Linked DNA regions of Mus musculus: region 2 is linked to region 1. A link is a loop called in an ENCODE intact Hi-C map of the cell type or tissue named here. Cell type or tissue: gastrocnemius. All regions are shown on one strand.

Region 1 (8,000 bases):
TTTATCAATACTCTTGAGTTTATAATTAAAAGCACATTACTACAGATGGGGTTTTTATTAACTAGAAGAGACTTTTTTTCTGTTTTGAAAGTATTTCTTCATCCACCTGCTATGTAAGGGAGCTGTCTGCTTTCCCAGTCCTCTCCTGTTTGTAGATAGGATTCCAGGGTGATTTGGAGACACTGAGGAAGTTAGCAAAGTACAGTAACTTAGACCTGACAGGTAATGGTGAATGGCTGTATGCATCTCACTTCAGATGCTTTGAAATACTGGAGCCTGGACTGGGCATGTAGCTTAGCTGGTGTTCAAGGCCTGGGTGGGTCTCACTACCACATAAACCTAGCATAGAGACAAATGCCTCTGTTCCCAGCACTTGGAAGGTGGAAGCAGGAGGATTTGGAGTTTGAGGTCATCCTTGGCCACACAATTAGAGGCCAGGCTAGGCTACATAAGACACTCTCACATCCTTACTGTGTGTGTGTGTGTGTGTGTGTGTGTTTACACGCATGGCACATGTGTAGTCAGAGAAAAACTGGAAGTTGGTTCGATCTTTTCGAAATCACGTGGGTCCTGCAGATGAAATTCAGGGCATCGGGCTTAGCTGCAAGTGTGCCTTTACCTGCTGACCATCCTGGAGGCCCCTGAAGGCGTTCCAGTCTGCTGGTAGGCTTTCCCGTGGGCTGAAGGAGTCTGACCACCCTGAGGAGCTATACTGATTCAGAGTATTGACCATTAGGCTCGGGACTGAGTGTTACCAGCATGTGTGCGTTTGTCATTTGCCAGAGGGTTGGGTTGTTTTGTTTGTTTTTGCAGGGGCCGGGGGTCTGACTCTTTGGCAAGAAGACTGAGGTCAGGAAGTAGTTACAGCATAAAGTAGCAGATCTGTACATCACAATTCCTTTACTATCAAGAAGCTTCCCATTCATTATAACGTTTCACAACTCACAGAGCCAGAGAAGCTTAGAAAGCTAAGAGTGTGGGTGACTCGGTCTGAGGCACATCTCCCCTGGACTAAATTGAGGCTTTTTTTCAGCTCTTATTTATCCTATTTTATGCTAACAGTCATTATTAATCTGAAGAAATTCTAATGCATTAGATGGTGAAATGCTGGCCACATATACAGCTGATATCCAGGATTATCTACGTTTCAATTCTAAATTCTAAAATTGATCCGGTCCCAAAACTTGCATATAAAAGTCTGAGCCTCCTATATATTATGTGTTCTATATATTCAGTAAAGTCACAGAAAGACAAAGTTGTAAGCAAAAGCCCTTGTGCAGTAACAATATATGCCTTAGTTGGGTTCACATCCTATTTCTATTACTACGTATGTGACCTTAGGAAAGTCAAATAACCTCCCATTATCCCAGCTTCCCGTCTAAAACTATGGGATAATGATAGGAACTGGCTGAACAATTGAGGATTAGTGCATGGAAAGCCCTGAAAATACTCCTTATTAACACATAGGAATGTCTCATTAAGGATTAGGGACAGTTGTTACACATTCGGTGAAACGGGAAGATTTGTTACAATCAAATACTGTGCCAAACTATGACCTTCTAAACGGAAATTCCATAGTCATGGCAATGTGTCTTATTTTTGTTTTTAATAGGAAACTGATGATTATAGATATTTTGATCCCAAAATGCTGCGGAGTAATGACAGGTAAGGAGCTTTTATCTTGGTGGTGTTCGTTGTGGGTTTTCCCTGAGAATGGAAATAATGTATTATAAGACTTTACTAAAATTCTAACTGTGGGAGGCTAGTTAAAAACAGTGTGTATTTTAATCTCTTTCAGAGATAATCACTGGTAATTAGGATTAGTATCTTGTTATTTTCCCTTAGTGTACACACAGAGAAATAAATTTAGCTGTTTACTATTTATGAAATGGTGTTATCATAAACAAAGTGGAGGATTTAGAGAAAGTGTTTTTAAGTGAATAGTTATTGAACTAAATGAGAAGACAATAACTGATGGAAACAGCTATTTACGGTGGTGGTGGCAGGAGTGGCGGTTTGTCAGGGTCCAGGAAATCGTGTCCCTGAGAAACATTTCTATAAAAGCATTTTATGCTAATAAATCCACTCACTGTATATTTTCTGCATTTTATGAAAGATAGGATATGGTAATTGACCTTGGCACACTGGGCACCATTTGGCTGTGGTAAATCTCCTACCCAAATATGCCCCAGCAATGAAAACACAACTCAATTAATATGAATATATGCTGTGCGCCTAGATTGGGCAGATCTACCACTACTACACTACCATCTTCCACATCTATGAGACCCCTTAGAACTTGGGGTTTCTCCAGGCCATGTGCTTCTGCTCCGCTTTTTTTCTTTTTCCTCCTCCTCTGCATCCTCTCCCTCTTCCATTTTCTCCTACTCCCTCTCCTCACCTTCCCTTTTATCTGCCCAATCTTCAGCTCTCCTTTATTTTAAGATTAAGGTGGGAAGCAGGTTTACAGGAAATCACCTGACTCATTCCTTGTTCACAGCCACACTCTGGAGAACAGAATTAACATCAAATATAATTAGCCCCAGGGCTATCCACAACATTTCCCCCTTTCTATCCAATTAACTTTTCAAGAGTGAATTCCTGGTAGTATGAGAAGTAACTTAAAAGACAGATAACAAATCGGCAGAATTAGAAGGAAATGACTGGATGTCCCTAGCAATACAACTCCAGGAGTAAGTTTCCTGCCTGTGCCTGAGGGTAAACCTTCAGCAGTCTTCTCGAAAGCATTCATTTCTTTGTGGGTGTTTGCAAGGATGGGCTAGCTGCTAAGTTATTAAATTGCCTGGTAATTTCTAGTGTTAGTCTCTTTTTCTTCTGAACTTAGCAGAGGTGCTGGTATATAAGAACTGCTAATAATAGCTATCACCGGCAAAAGAGAATTTGGCAGCAAATTACAGAACGAGGACTGAGGACTGACCTCTAGTGGTCCAGGGTTTTCTTTAGGAGTGATGAGAATGTTAAATTGGAGAGTGATATTTGCACATATACTACAGCCCATGGTCATTTGCTTCAAAGAGGATGTGTGACTCTGTCCATGCTAGTAATTCTTCCTTGCACTCAGCTAAGCATAACTATAGGAGCTGAGAACTGTTTAATCCTAAATGAAGCATGTTAGAGATAATTAGAGATAATTAGAAAGGATGCCAGCATCGTAAGACAAACAGGCTCAGAACACTCTTTTATCAGCCTTTTCCTGTGTTATCCCAAACCCTGATTATTAATAACTCATGATATTGTGCTATTTAAGTCTCCGTTCTCGCCACCTCCTCTCTACCTCCGAAGAACTTAAAACTCTGGAATTAAACTATTTAAACATTTTGATGAGGTGAACATCTATTCATTTTTGTGGAGTATAGAATATTTAAACAGGCCATTAGAAGTAAGAAAAGATGACACAAGTATGCTCAACAACTAAACTGTTCACACTGGGAGAAAATGAAGTTCTACCACAGTGTGCATTTCAACTCTGACATGTGGAAACTTGGATCTCTTAGATGCCAGGTTATTATTTTTAAAAATGTCATGTGTGGCGCACACCTTTAATCCCCGCACTTGGGAGACAGAGGCAGGTGGATTTCTGAGTTCGAGGCCAGCCTGGTCTACAGAGTGAGTTCCAGGACAGCCAGAGTTATACAGAGAAACCCTGTCTCAATAAAACCAAAAAAAAAAAAGAAGAAGCTAACATAGATTGTAGGTCTGGCCTCTCATTTCCCCTTCCCACCCTGAAGAGGATGCAAATGGAGGTGTTGTGTTTGCGTGTGGCAAGGTTGCACCCGTTCCCATCTTCCTCACTTTCTCACGGAGGCTATCTAGAGTTTGTGTCAGTTGTTAGTAGGTTGTCCCCTTCCCTTTTAGACATTGAGATATCTACCTTCTAGCTCCTTCCTCTACAAAACTGAAGAACCCCCTGCTTCCCAGGAAGGTGGACCTGGAATACCTTCTTAATGCTGCTCACAAGTGCACATGAACGTGTGTCCCCATACCCATCTTACCCGTAAAAGAAGCCAAGGATGAAATTTTCAGTGCAGTTTCTCTTTATTGCAGCTCAGTTCCTAGGAACAAAAGTCCATTCCAAGAGGTAAGTTTAACAAAAAACTTCTCTGCTCCTAAAAAGGTAACAGTAGTCCCAAGGAATAGTTTGTCATAGGCAAAGCTTGTGACCAGTGAATGGCCTTCAGGTAAATTCAACTCTGCATACCCAAGATACAGCCTTAAAGCCCTCAGCAACTTGAATCACTCTGCTTTTCTTAAGCTTACGCGTGACAAAATAGCAGAAAAAGGAGTCTTTGGATTGCAGTGAGCATTGTACATATGGAATTCCTGCAGTGATTCCAGTATTTATGAAGATGTGACTGTATGACTATATGAGCACTGTACATATGGAATTCCTGCAGTGATCCCAGTATTTATGAAGATGTGACTATATGACTTTGAATACAGACACTTCTCATTGTGAGTGATGTGTTAAAAGTTGCATGTTGGGTTTTCCAGTGTTTCTGCCTACAGCAAATAATAAAGATTCAAAACTAACCTTTAGAGCTCTTGTTTGCTCTTGTTTGCTATTACTGGATCGGATACTGCAGTTAGACTTTGAGACAGCAAAAGGCTTAGATTGTAGTCTTAGTCATCGTATCTCAGTTTCTGAACAGCTTCCAGACTGAAAGCTGTGTTGCTTAAAAGTTAAAATCTTTTAACCGTGTTTTCTCCCTTTTCCTCCGTTTGTACTTTTAGGCCATTGTCTTTGTGGTAGGAGGAGGCAACTATATTGAATATCAGAATCTTGTTGACTACATAAAGGTACAGTTGAGCCTTCTCATTTCTGTCTCTTGGTGGTGTGAGTCATGTCATTAGAGAATTAGCATTGGCCAGTGCCTATCCTGACCTCTGCATAACTACTTTCTAAGAGGTGGTTTTTTTAAGTTATACTTGTGAGCAAAACACACTAAATCATACATGCCTAGAGTCCCAGCTACTTGGGAGGCCAAGGCAAGAGGATCTTGAGCCCAGGAATTCAGGGCCAGTCGAGGCCACTTGGCTAGATTTCATCTCTTATAAAAATAATATAAATACAAATACTGTATATAGAGAAAATTACCAATTTATCAGTTTTTCTGTCATAGTCATGATTCTACTAAAATTGTACTGGATTAAAAATAATATTTCATAAATTATTTGGGCAATCTCTTGATGCACTTTAAATACTTAGAGACCTCAAGCTCTTCCAAGATTTTTCTCCCTTAAGATGATTTATAGAACTCATTTATCTAAATAACACATGCTTTATTCAATTATATTAACTTACATCAGCAACATACTTCTAAAAAGCATTTAAGGTAGCAAATTAGAAATAGAATCCTACTGTAAACCTTAGAGTGGTAGAAAACTAAAAATACATGAGGCACTAAGCCTAATTTGAAGATCAAAATAAAATAAAATCTATAGGGTGGAAAATTGGCTATTGTTATATAATAGAGTGACATTTTCTAACTATTCAGTTGTTAGGTATGATTGTCAGTCTTTATGCCCTCCTTACATAGGCATTAATATAAACTATAGTGGAACAGGGGGACACATTACTCCCAGGACTCTCACTTGATTGCTTGCCCTCAGTCATGCACCCTAATGTACTCTTAAGAATCTGTGCCAGGCATACACAGCAGAGGACTGCCGGGTCTGGGTTCAGTCAGAGAAGATGCACCTAACCCGCAAGAGACTGGAGGCCCCAGGGAGTTGGGAGGTCTGATGGGTGGGAGGTGGGAGGGTGGGAACAGGGGGATGGGGAGGAGGTATGGGATGGAGAAGAGTCAGAGGGTGGACCAGGAGGAGGATAAAATGAGGGAGGAAGGGAGGGAGGGAGGGAGAGAGAGAGAGAGAGAGAGAGAATGAGAGAGAGAGAGAGAAAGGAAGAAAGAGAGAGAGAAAGAAAAGAAAAGAATCAAATCTGTGTCAAGGGCCCCCAGTCTTTCACAAGGAACAGCTTTATGCTGCATGCACACATATGTGATGGCCTAAGAACAAGTTAGTACTATAATATTTGGTAAGCTGAGTGTCTTTAAAATTATACCTGATTCATTAGACAACGCAAAGGATTAGTATTTGCTATTTATTGCCTTTCTGTTATATAGATGTTGAAAACATGGTGCTTCATTCCTTGAGAGAGAAAGGGAATAGGGAGAAAAAGCATTCACCACCTTCTTCCTGTATGTTTATGCAGCTTAGGATACACACATACATACACATACACACACACACATACACACACACATACACACTCACACACACATACACACTCACACACGCACGCACACACACACACACTTAAATCCCAGCACTTGGGAGGCAGAGGCAGGCGAATTTCTGAGTTCAAGGCCAGCCTGATCTATAGGGTGAGTTCCAGGACAGCCAGGGCTACACAGAGAAACCCTGTCTTGAAAAACAAACAAACAAACAAAAAACAAAAAACAAAAAAAAAAAAAACCACACACACACATTTTAAATCTAACACCAGCATCAGACAAAAGACTTTTAAGAATAACCCTTCTCCCCAGACTGGCCAGCAGGCTCATTCCTGGGAATGTGTATACTCTTTCTTGTTGCACAGGTCTATCTGAGTTCTCTTCTGCTTTTTACAGGCAAAGCAAGGCAAGCATATCTTATATGGCTGCAGTGAGATTTTTAATGCTACACAGTTCATAAAACAGGTAAAGTGGGCCCTTTTTAGTGGTTTCTCTTAGCATAACACAAGTTGCTGTTTGGGTCTCTCTTCTTTAAAAGCTAAAAAAAAAAAGCTATCAGTTATTCAGCTGAATTCAAATCAACTAAAACAAAAGTTCATCTAGTTACTAAGTTTCACTATGGCTATAAGGGCAGTTCTGGTACACTTTAATAAGGTTAACAACTCTTGTGAAAAGGTAATTATTTAAAATTGAAGTTATCCTAGTAGGCCAAATTGAATTGAGCATTTCCTATATGTTGTCAACATGTCTGGTGTTGCCAGGCATGCGATATTTGGGGCTCAGGACTCCTTTTTTGAACAGCACCATGCTCAGTTGATATAATTATGTCGACTTTGAATGTCAGTGGCACCTGTAGCTGAGTGACTGGGCTCATTTCCATACAGTCCTTTAAATCCTCCCCATTAATGTTCTCAGTATTCTATTGATCTGAGCTTTTTTAGTTGGTACATCCAGTAGCCTGGTCAGTAGCATGAGGGTATAGGTAAAGGAGCTACAGCTTCTCGCTGTCACCCTCAGCCGCCTGGAATTTCCTTATGACTTAGGAGCCAACTCAGGCCAAACTGTGATTCATGGTTTTGATGCTGAAAAGAATTTAAGGACTAAAGAGTTTATTAAGCAGGAGTTGGAGGCTCTATTAAAGACATTTACAGCAGGTTGAAGCCCAGCTTTTACCAATGTCCTGAGAATCTCAACTCAGGTCCTCATGATTGCATGATGGGCACTAACTGACCGTTCTCACCAGCCACATGGTTTATCTTTTACACTGTACTTTTTAACTGTGCCTAGCATTGTCATAGTTGAGTACCATGTTGGCAACTTATTACATAGATTTGCAGTCTCAGAGCATTTATAGCCTAGAAGTGTGGTGGGCTTAAACCATGAAGGCTCTCTGGAGTTTTCACACCATGTTGCATTTCACAATACAAGCACGACATTAAGTGAGTGTGAGTTTTATATCTTAGCCCACAAATTGCTAAGGATTCTGTTTCTCAAAGTGAACCATTTGTTTCTATCTCAAGTTTTAATAAATCTTTCTTCTATTTCTGTTCTCTGTTCTCCTTAAAGAGGGTAGTTAGCAGTTTCATTATTTTCATTTGAGTTTGTTGTTGTTGCTGGTTTGCTTTGTTTGTTTAGTTGATTTTCTTTTCTCTGCTAATATTTTTTTCGTTCTTTGTGAGCATATTTTCTTTCACTTCACCAATAGTAATTATTACTGATTTTAAGAATCTGTTATTTGAAAAG
Region 2 (8,000 bases), 150 kb after region 1:
AAAAGAACTCATAAAGTAGCAAAGAGCAGCTACACTAGTCAGAGAGATAAACGAGGAAACCATATATTAAAAAGAGACAATCATTAAGCATTTATGAACATTGTAATATTTATACATCAAGTTTTGGGGCCTCTAATTTTATAAAACAAACACTAAAGACATAAAATGTCATGTAAGTCCAGACACAATTATAACGAGAGACTTCAGTTCTCAGTCTCACATCTAGATGTCTTCCATATCAAAACTTAGCAAAGAATTCTCAGGGCTAAATTACACCAGAGACCAAACGGACTTAACAAATACCAAGAAAGCAAAAATTTTGAGAAAATCCCTGGTACCTACCCAGTCCATACTGGACTAGAAGTAGAAATTAAGAGAATCTTTAGAAACTACAAACGCTTGTGACTAAACAATATACTTTAGTTTTTATTTTATTTGATACTGGTATGTGTGTATGTACGTGTATGTGTGTGTGTTGTATATATGCATGCACACATACCACAGCACACACGTGCAAGTCAGAGGACAATTCACTGGAGTGACCAAACTCAGGCCATCGGGGTTACACAACGAGCACTTTTATCCACCCAGCACTTAGATTGGGCATCCTGTAACTCCAGCTCTAAAGAAAGCAATATCCACGTCTGGTCCTCAGTGGTACATGAACATATCAATACATAGACATAAATACATGCATATTCAGTAATAATCAGCTGGTGTGGCATGATGGTACAAGCTTTTAATCCCAGCACTTGGGAAGCAGAGGCAGGTGGGTCTTTGAGTTCAAAGCCAGCTTTGAATATATACTAAGTTCCAGAATAGCCAGAGCTACATAGAGAGACCCTGTCTCAAAAAATAAAAATTAAAAAACAAAATAAAACAAAACCGGAGTGCTGAATTGAGTGAGTCGGTGCCCAGAGGAAAGCCCAGGAAGTACATTCCAGACAGCAAGGTCTTCCTGAGCTAGCTGCTCAGTAGCACAGGACGTAGCTCCAAGAATGTCCAAACACGAGTACGTGAAATTCAAATGTTTCTGCAGAGCAAATCCAATTAGCCACAGTGTGAACAGATAGCCTACAGAATGGGAGAAACACGTCTATCAGTCACACTTCAGACAGAAATTACTATCTAGATTATATCCAGAACTTGGAGAATTTAACAGCAACCAAGAAAACTGCCAATCAGCACATGGTCAAATGCAGTGAACAAAAAATTCTTAAAACAAAAACACACAAATGGGCCAATAAGTATTTGGTATTCTTGGCTATGAGGAAATGCAAATCATGGCTGCTCTGAAAAACCGTATAATTCTGGCTGGTTTATTATCAAGAAAACTGGCAAGACAAATGCTGGTGGGGAAAGATGAGCCTTCACCACCGGCATAAACCGGGACAACTGTGATGGAAATCAGCATGCGGGGCCTCCAAAAATTAAAAATATAATGACCGTATGACCCAGCTAGGATTCCCACGCATAGCTCCACACCCCACCACAGAGGTCCCTGCACACCCAGGTGTTACTGCTGCACTCTTCACAACAACAAGGAGCTGGAGCTAGCTCGTATGCCCAGCAACAGAGGAGCAGTGGGATTCTATTCAGCTGTAAAGAAAAGTGAGGGCTGGTGAGATGGCTCAGCGGGTAAGAACACTGACTGCTCTTCCAAAGGTCCTGAGTTCAAATCCCAGCAACCACATGGTGGCTCAAAACCATCCGTAAAGAGATCTGATGCCCTCTTCTGGAGTGTCTGAAGACAGCTACAGTGTACTTACATATAATAAATAAATAAATAGATAAATAAATAAATAAATCTTAAAAAAAAAAAGAAAAGAAAAGTGAAATGACAAACTGTTGCTGGGTATCTAAGCACTGTTTCCCACCTATCTCACAGGCCAGCGGTCGCAACTTCATTTCTGTTGTGATAAGACACCCTGACCAAAAGCATCATGGGAGAAAGGGTTCTTTGGTTTGCAGTTCCAGGCTACAGTCCATCATTGTGGGGAGTCAAACAGGAACTGCAGGCAGCCAGTCACATCGAATCAGAGAGCAGAAAGAGAACTGACAGATGGCTTGATGGTTACGCGCACCTATTGCTCTTGCACAGGACCCCAGCCCCAGAAGATCAGATGTCTCTGTGGGCTGTGCTCACCGAGACTCCTCAGAACCACAATTAAAAATAAAATAAATCTTTAAATCTATTTCTAAAAGGAGCAAAGAGAAAATAAAATGCATGCCTATGCTGTGAGCACAACTTGCTTTCTCTACTTTCTCAAAGTCCAAAGCCCTTGAGGCAATTAGGACAGCCTCTATTGCCACACTCACAGGCCTACCTAATCTTCATAATTCCTTATTGATATTTTTTCCCACAGAATTTTAGGTTGTTTCAGGTTGACAAAGATAGCCAACACATCATGTTAGGATTTTTTTTTAAGTAACTTTACTTTTAATTTTTTCTCCATATATCACATCCTTACAGCAGTTTCCCCTCCCTCCTTTCCTCTCAGAACCTCCCCTCCCCATCTCCTCACTCCCCATCCACTCCTCCTCTGTTTACCTTCAGAAAAGGATACCCTTCCCAGGGGGATCAACCAAACATGGCATACCAAGTTGCAATAAAGCTAGGCTGGATGGGGCAACACAGTAGGAAGACAAGGGTCCCCAAAATAATTATTTACAGACCTTGAAAGAACAGTACTCAACTTAATATGGAAAAAATAGGATAGCTAAAACATACTGTACAATAAAAGAACCATCTCTGATTTCAAGCTTCACTAGAGAGCTATAATGACAAAAACTACATGGTATTGGCATAAAACAGCCAGGTTGATCAAATCAAAGACCCAGACATAAATCTACACACCTATGGATACCTGTTTTTTGATAAAGAAGCCAAAATTATATAATGGAAAAAAAGAAAGCATCTTCAACAAATGGTGCTGGTCTAACTGGATGTCTGCACGTAGAAGAAATGCAAATAGATCCATATCTATCACCCTGTACACAACTCAAGTCCAAGTGGATCAAAGACCTCAACATAAAACCAAACGCACTGAAGCTGATAGAAGAGAAGGTAAGGAGCAGCCTTGCTCTCATTGACACAGGAGATAACTTCCTGAGCAGAGCATCAATAGTGCAGGCACAACGATCAACAATAAATGTCTTCATCAGGGATTTACTCATTTTGTTCATTATAGAGTGTGGGCGCGGGTGTGAGTGTATAAGCTACAGCTCCCACCTCTGGAGATCAGAGGACAACTCTGCAGCCAGTTCTCTCCCTCCATCTTTATGTGGGTCACCTAGGGTTAAATTCTGGTGGCCAGGCTTGCAGAACCAGCACCTTTCTGTGCTGAGCCATTTCACTACCACTGGACATTGTTTTTAAACAACTATAATTTGTGTTTCATCATGGAAACATAGTTGACACATAGAAATAGAATCTCAATGAAAAAGTGAAAAGCCAGTGAAAGATTAAGAATTATTAATTTCTCTGCTGACATTGAATTAAGTATTGTGTATCTTGGGCTATGCATTAGAATCATCCAGAGAGGTTTTTAAATGCTCTGTCCCCATCCCAGAGCAAAAGGATCAGAATCTCTTGAGGGATGGAAAACTCCCGCTACCATACAAATCAGTGCTCCCCAAGTGGTCCCCACAACAACCTAGTTAGGAGCCAGCTGCTCTCTGGTTTTTGGTTTTGTTTGTTTGTTGATATTAAATGGTCTTTGTTAGAGCAAGATAACTAGCAATCCTGGACAATGCTCTGAAATATCACCGAACTGAATATAAATTTGTCTTTTCAGTCAAGAGCCAGATCTGCCTCTCCCTCTGGCTCTGAAGACCGGTCTCTAAAAGCACATATTTTTCCCTCCATATATTTATGGTGAACATGAAAAACAAACTAACTGAGGAAAAGAAATATCACCCGGACTCCTCCACCCTCCTTGGTTGGTCTTTCCAAAAGAATAAAAATAAATAAAGACTTAACTTCTCTTAAATGTTTCAAAACAAAATAATTAAAATGCCTGGGTAAACAGCCATGAAACTTAATGAGCTATTTCCTCCATTTCTTAAGTCACAGACTCAGGGTCTATCATGGAAATAGCTGCAGGAATTTGATTCTGCCAGATCATGGTGGACTGGCATCAGGGACTGTGCCCTGCAGGGACTCTTTCTCTGCCTTGCACCCCATTTGACCATGCTGCCTGAGTTGCTGCCTAGCAACTAATTATACAAGATCACGACAATTTCCCGGGCCTGACTGGAGGAACCTGTCCAACCCTGGCGTAGGACACACAAAGAACAATCATGAAAAGGACAGCTTTAATTGTCTTCATCTTCAATTTTTCTTCCAAGAAAACTATCAAGGATGGTTAGGTAGACTCCTGAGAAAATCACAATTCTCTCATGAAAGAGATCAAATCTTTCAAGCAGCCATGAAAAAGAAAAAGAAACACCGAGTACTTCCCAAATCACCGACCAAGCAATTTTGTCCCTTCTCAGAAGACAGCCAAGTGATAAAAGAAATGCCTGGTAAAACCACGGAGGCATTCTGTCAGCCCAGGCAAGGGCTGTTCAGCTGACGCACACTTCAGCATAGTCACACCTCCACATCATGCACTAGTGTAGGACTCCACGTACATAAATGTCCAAGTCTATAGGGAGAGGAAGTGGACTGCTGAGGTCATGTGGTGGAGAGGAAAGGGCGTGCCGGCTCTTCACCAGGAGGCATCATTTTGGATGTGATTGAATATTCTGAAATTGATCTACGGTGAGGATCATAAACTTTCTAGAAGTCACTGAATCCTGTCTTTTAAATGGATGGATTCTATGACATAAATTATAGCTGAATAAAGCTACATTTAAAACAGGTATTGTAACCAGGTGTGATTGGTCCATCCGTGGCACTGCGGAAGGCTGAGGCAGGATACAATGAATTCAAAGTCATCTTAGACTACCTTAAAACCATGGCTCAAAAAACCAAAATCAAAACAACAACAACAACAACAACAAAAACCTAAAGCAGGGGCTGTCCAGGTCTGAAATTCCTCTGCTACCTTGCAGGTCTGTCATGAACACGCCCTATGTGTTTTGTTCTTTCTCTATGCCCATCATGAAAAGTTGCTATAATTGAAATGCGGAGCACATACTACCACATCTAAAGTTCCATAGAATCACCAGATTTGAGACTAGAAACACAAACAAGGAATCTTTCCTAATCTGGAGAAAGAGGAAGAAAAAAAGAAATGTAACTATTGTCTGGAGGTTAGGAGCACTCTACAATGTACCTACTCTTTACAACAAATGACCCATCAGGGAAAACCGTTTTCCACCTGAAAATAAGTCCAGAGGCCGAGCCCCTAAGACAAGTTTTCCATAACATTTATCAAATGCTGCTTGGTTTTACTTTTAAAGTAGGCACTGTTCCCCACGGGGCGCGAAGCTGGGAAGTTTTGTTCTCAGAACCGGGTGGCTTGGCTGCTCTGCACCCTGCTGAGCCCCTCAATTCCCTCAAGGCGGCTCCTAAGACCGTCTCTGTCCAGTACCCTGCACGCCCTAAGTGTCCCTAGGCGTTTCCCCAAACGCGCTCCGACGCCTTTTCCCATCAAGTCCCCGGACACCACAGGCGACCTTCACGCCTCCCCAGAGAACCCCACACCGCAGGAAGAGGCGCCAGTCCGCTGGCCTCCCCCGGGGACCGTCGGGGGGGGGGGGCGAGGGAGGAGCTGGCCGGCCACCGCCCTACGGGGGCGGGAGGGGGAGGGCTGGGGACCGCTCCTAGCCCCTGCTGGCGCCCCCCGCACAGTGCTCATGCGCGCCGCCCGTCTTTATAGCGGCCACGGAGCCGCGCTTGCCGCACTCGGGTGTAGCCGGGCGGATCCCACGCAGGTGCGGGACCCGGGGAGGTGCATAGGGTCTGTGCCTCTGCCTGTGTGTCCTGGCGTACCCCACGCTGGTCCGAGGTGGCACAGCGCGTCTGGAGCTGCTCGAACTGCAGCGGTCGGGTTCTCCCGCCTTCGCCGGCTTCCGAGGAGCGCAGGGCCGTGCGGTCCCCGGCGAACCTCGTTCACGCCTCACTCTCCCGCAGGTCCACGGAGATCCTCGCCATGCCCTCGTCCAGGATCCCTGCTCTCTGCCTCGGTGGGTACACTCCCATCCCCTACCCCTCGCCCTCTCGCGCGGGCGGAGGCTGTAGCCACCTCGCTGTCCTCTCTCCGCAGGTGCGTGGCTGCTGCTGCTGCTGCTGCCCCGGTTCGCGCGCGCCGAGGGAGCGGGTGAGTTAGGTGCGGGAGGAGGGAGATGGGGAGGACAGGGTCAGTTCCCGCAGGCTAGGGACCTGCGTAGGGATGCGGGGCTGCAGAGGCGGAGACCCGCCCTCACCCATCTCCAGCGCAGCCCTCGGGCTTGCCTGTTTTTCCACGCCAGGGTCCCCGGGGTCCGTTTGTGCCTCCTTCCCGGGAGCACGCCACCTAGCCCCGGGACCATTCGTCCCGAGTTACTCCGTTGTTTTCCGGGCTGGGGACAACTGTTTGGTCCCAGCCCACAGAGGAGGGCTGCTCACATCCTGGTCCCACCTAATCCGATCACCTCGCTGTGCTGTGCGTTTGTGCTTGTAACCCCTTTGGAAAACAGCGTCGGCGGTTCCTATATCTATCTCCCTGGGAGCCTCAAAAGAGTTTGTTCCACGTGTAGAAGTCCGAGTGTGGTTCGGTGTCTTTTCTGCGATGTAAGAGAGTTTCGCTTCTAAAATCTTACGCTTGCTTTTCTTCAAAGTAGAAATGGTAAGTACCTTTTGCCCAACAAAGCAAGTGTTAGCAGCTCCGGACAATCTCGGTCCTGGATTCCAGAGTCGTTGTCGCCCCACTCCCACCTACCCCCACCCCCGTCGCTGAAAAGGGAAAAGATTTGGGTTATTTCATAGAGTTGCAAGGCTCCTATTTGAAGTTAGGATTTTAACCGAGCCTGAAGAATTGATATTGCACCTTGCGTCTTCCCTTTTCTTCCGTGGTCCAGGCAAGGATCCTTGGCAGAGGCAAATTACTCAACTTTTAAAACCATCCTTTCTTGCCTCGTGGGAGAGACTTTTTTTTTTTTTAAATTGGTCCGACTGACTGTAAGATTTAAGCATATTAGCAGTGCTTTCTTTTAAAAAAAAAAAGGGGGGGGGTGCTGCCTTCCATATTCCTTTGGACAGATCTGGAGGAGATACAATCAGATTCAAGTAGAGGACTAATTTCCTTGTGTCCTAGCCTTTGGGATTTGCGGCGTGCTCCGTAGGCTAATTAACTCTATGACTTTCATTTCCTCAATTGTAAAATATATGATCCAGGCACCTGTTAACTGGTTGGTTTATGTGAATGTGGGACTGTAAAGCCCTGACTGTATCAGGTAATGGGCCAGACAGCCCCCTGGGAAGGGTAGCTGAAGACGTTTGCATTTGTCTATGAAGACACTCCACAAAGGCTCAATACAGATGTACCGTCATCATAAATAACTGGAAAGAGTTCATCACAATTAAGATCTTTTTTTATTTCTAGGTCAAAGACTAATGCTATTTTCTCATTCTGATGCACTTTTTCAATTACATTTTCCAAATTGATGAAGAACTGGAAACAATGTCACATTAGATATCTGTAGTAACTTGGCCCTAGATTAAATTGGAAACCCCTTTGGGCTTGCTAATATCTAAAACGGTGTCAACATTTAAGTCGGTGTTTTGGCAGAAGTATAGAAATTGGGGGAATAAATAGAATCCCTGCAATACTTCCCCCGTAAAGCAGCCCAGGAGCTCTTACAGGACACACCCTTTCTCTTCAGTTCCCATTCCTGTCACCTGCTTTACCAGAGGCCTGGATATCCGAAAAGAGAAAGCAGATGTTCTCTGCCCAGGAGGCTGCTCTCTTGAGGAATTCTCTGTGTTTGGGAACATAGTGTATGCGTCAGTGTCCAGCATCTGCGGCGCTGCTGTCCATAGGTAAGCCGGAGCCCACGGGAAGGGCGTGGCG

What was found. A loop is a pair of places that touch in the nucleus more often than their neighbours do. Peaks named below come from ENCODE experiments on the same cell type or tissue, not always from the same donor. Only the 100,000 strongest peaks of a DNase experiment are listed, where the experiment ranks them.
Region 2: a loop joins it to region 1, with 2.4 times the contacts of the local background. A loop is called at or near these places in 3 of 42 quality-filtered maps.

Annotation. Positions count from the first base shown.
Region 1 is chr12:51,440,919-51,448,918 of GRCm38, forward strand. Scfd1 (Sec1 family domain containing 1) reads left to right here. Exons shown (of 25, transcript NM_029825.3): 21 at 1,613-1,665; 22 at 4,066-4,099; 23 at 4,753-4,818; 24 at 6,654-6,722. Among named protein-coding and RNA genes, the nearest start is that of Gm40422, 34 kb to the left of the region's middle. In gastrocnemius, no CTCF peak of the experiment used is centred here; no DNase peak of the experiment used is centred here.
Region 2 is chr12:51,587,523-51,595,522 of GRCm38, forward strand. Coch (cochlin) reads left to right here and starts at 5,819. Exons shown (of 12, transcript NM_001198835.1): 1 at 5,819-5,883; 2 at 6,083-6,135; 3 at 6,216-6,269; 4 at 7,813-7,969. The coding sequence starts at 6,102. In gastrocnemius, no CTCF peak of the experiment used is centred here; DNase peaks (open chromatin) are centred at 4,193, 5,539, 5,772, 6,324 and 1 more place; H3K4me3 peaks cover 2,246 bases.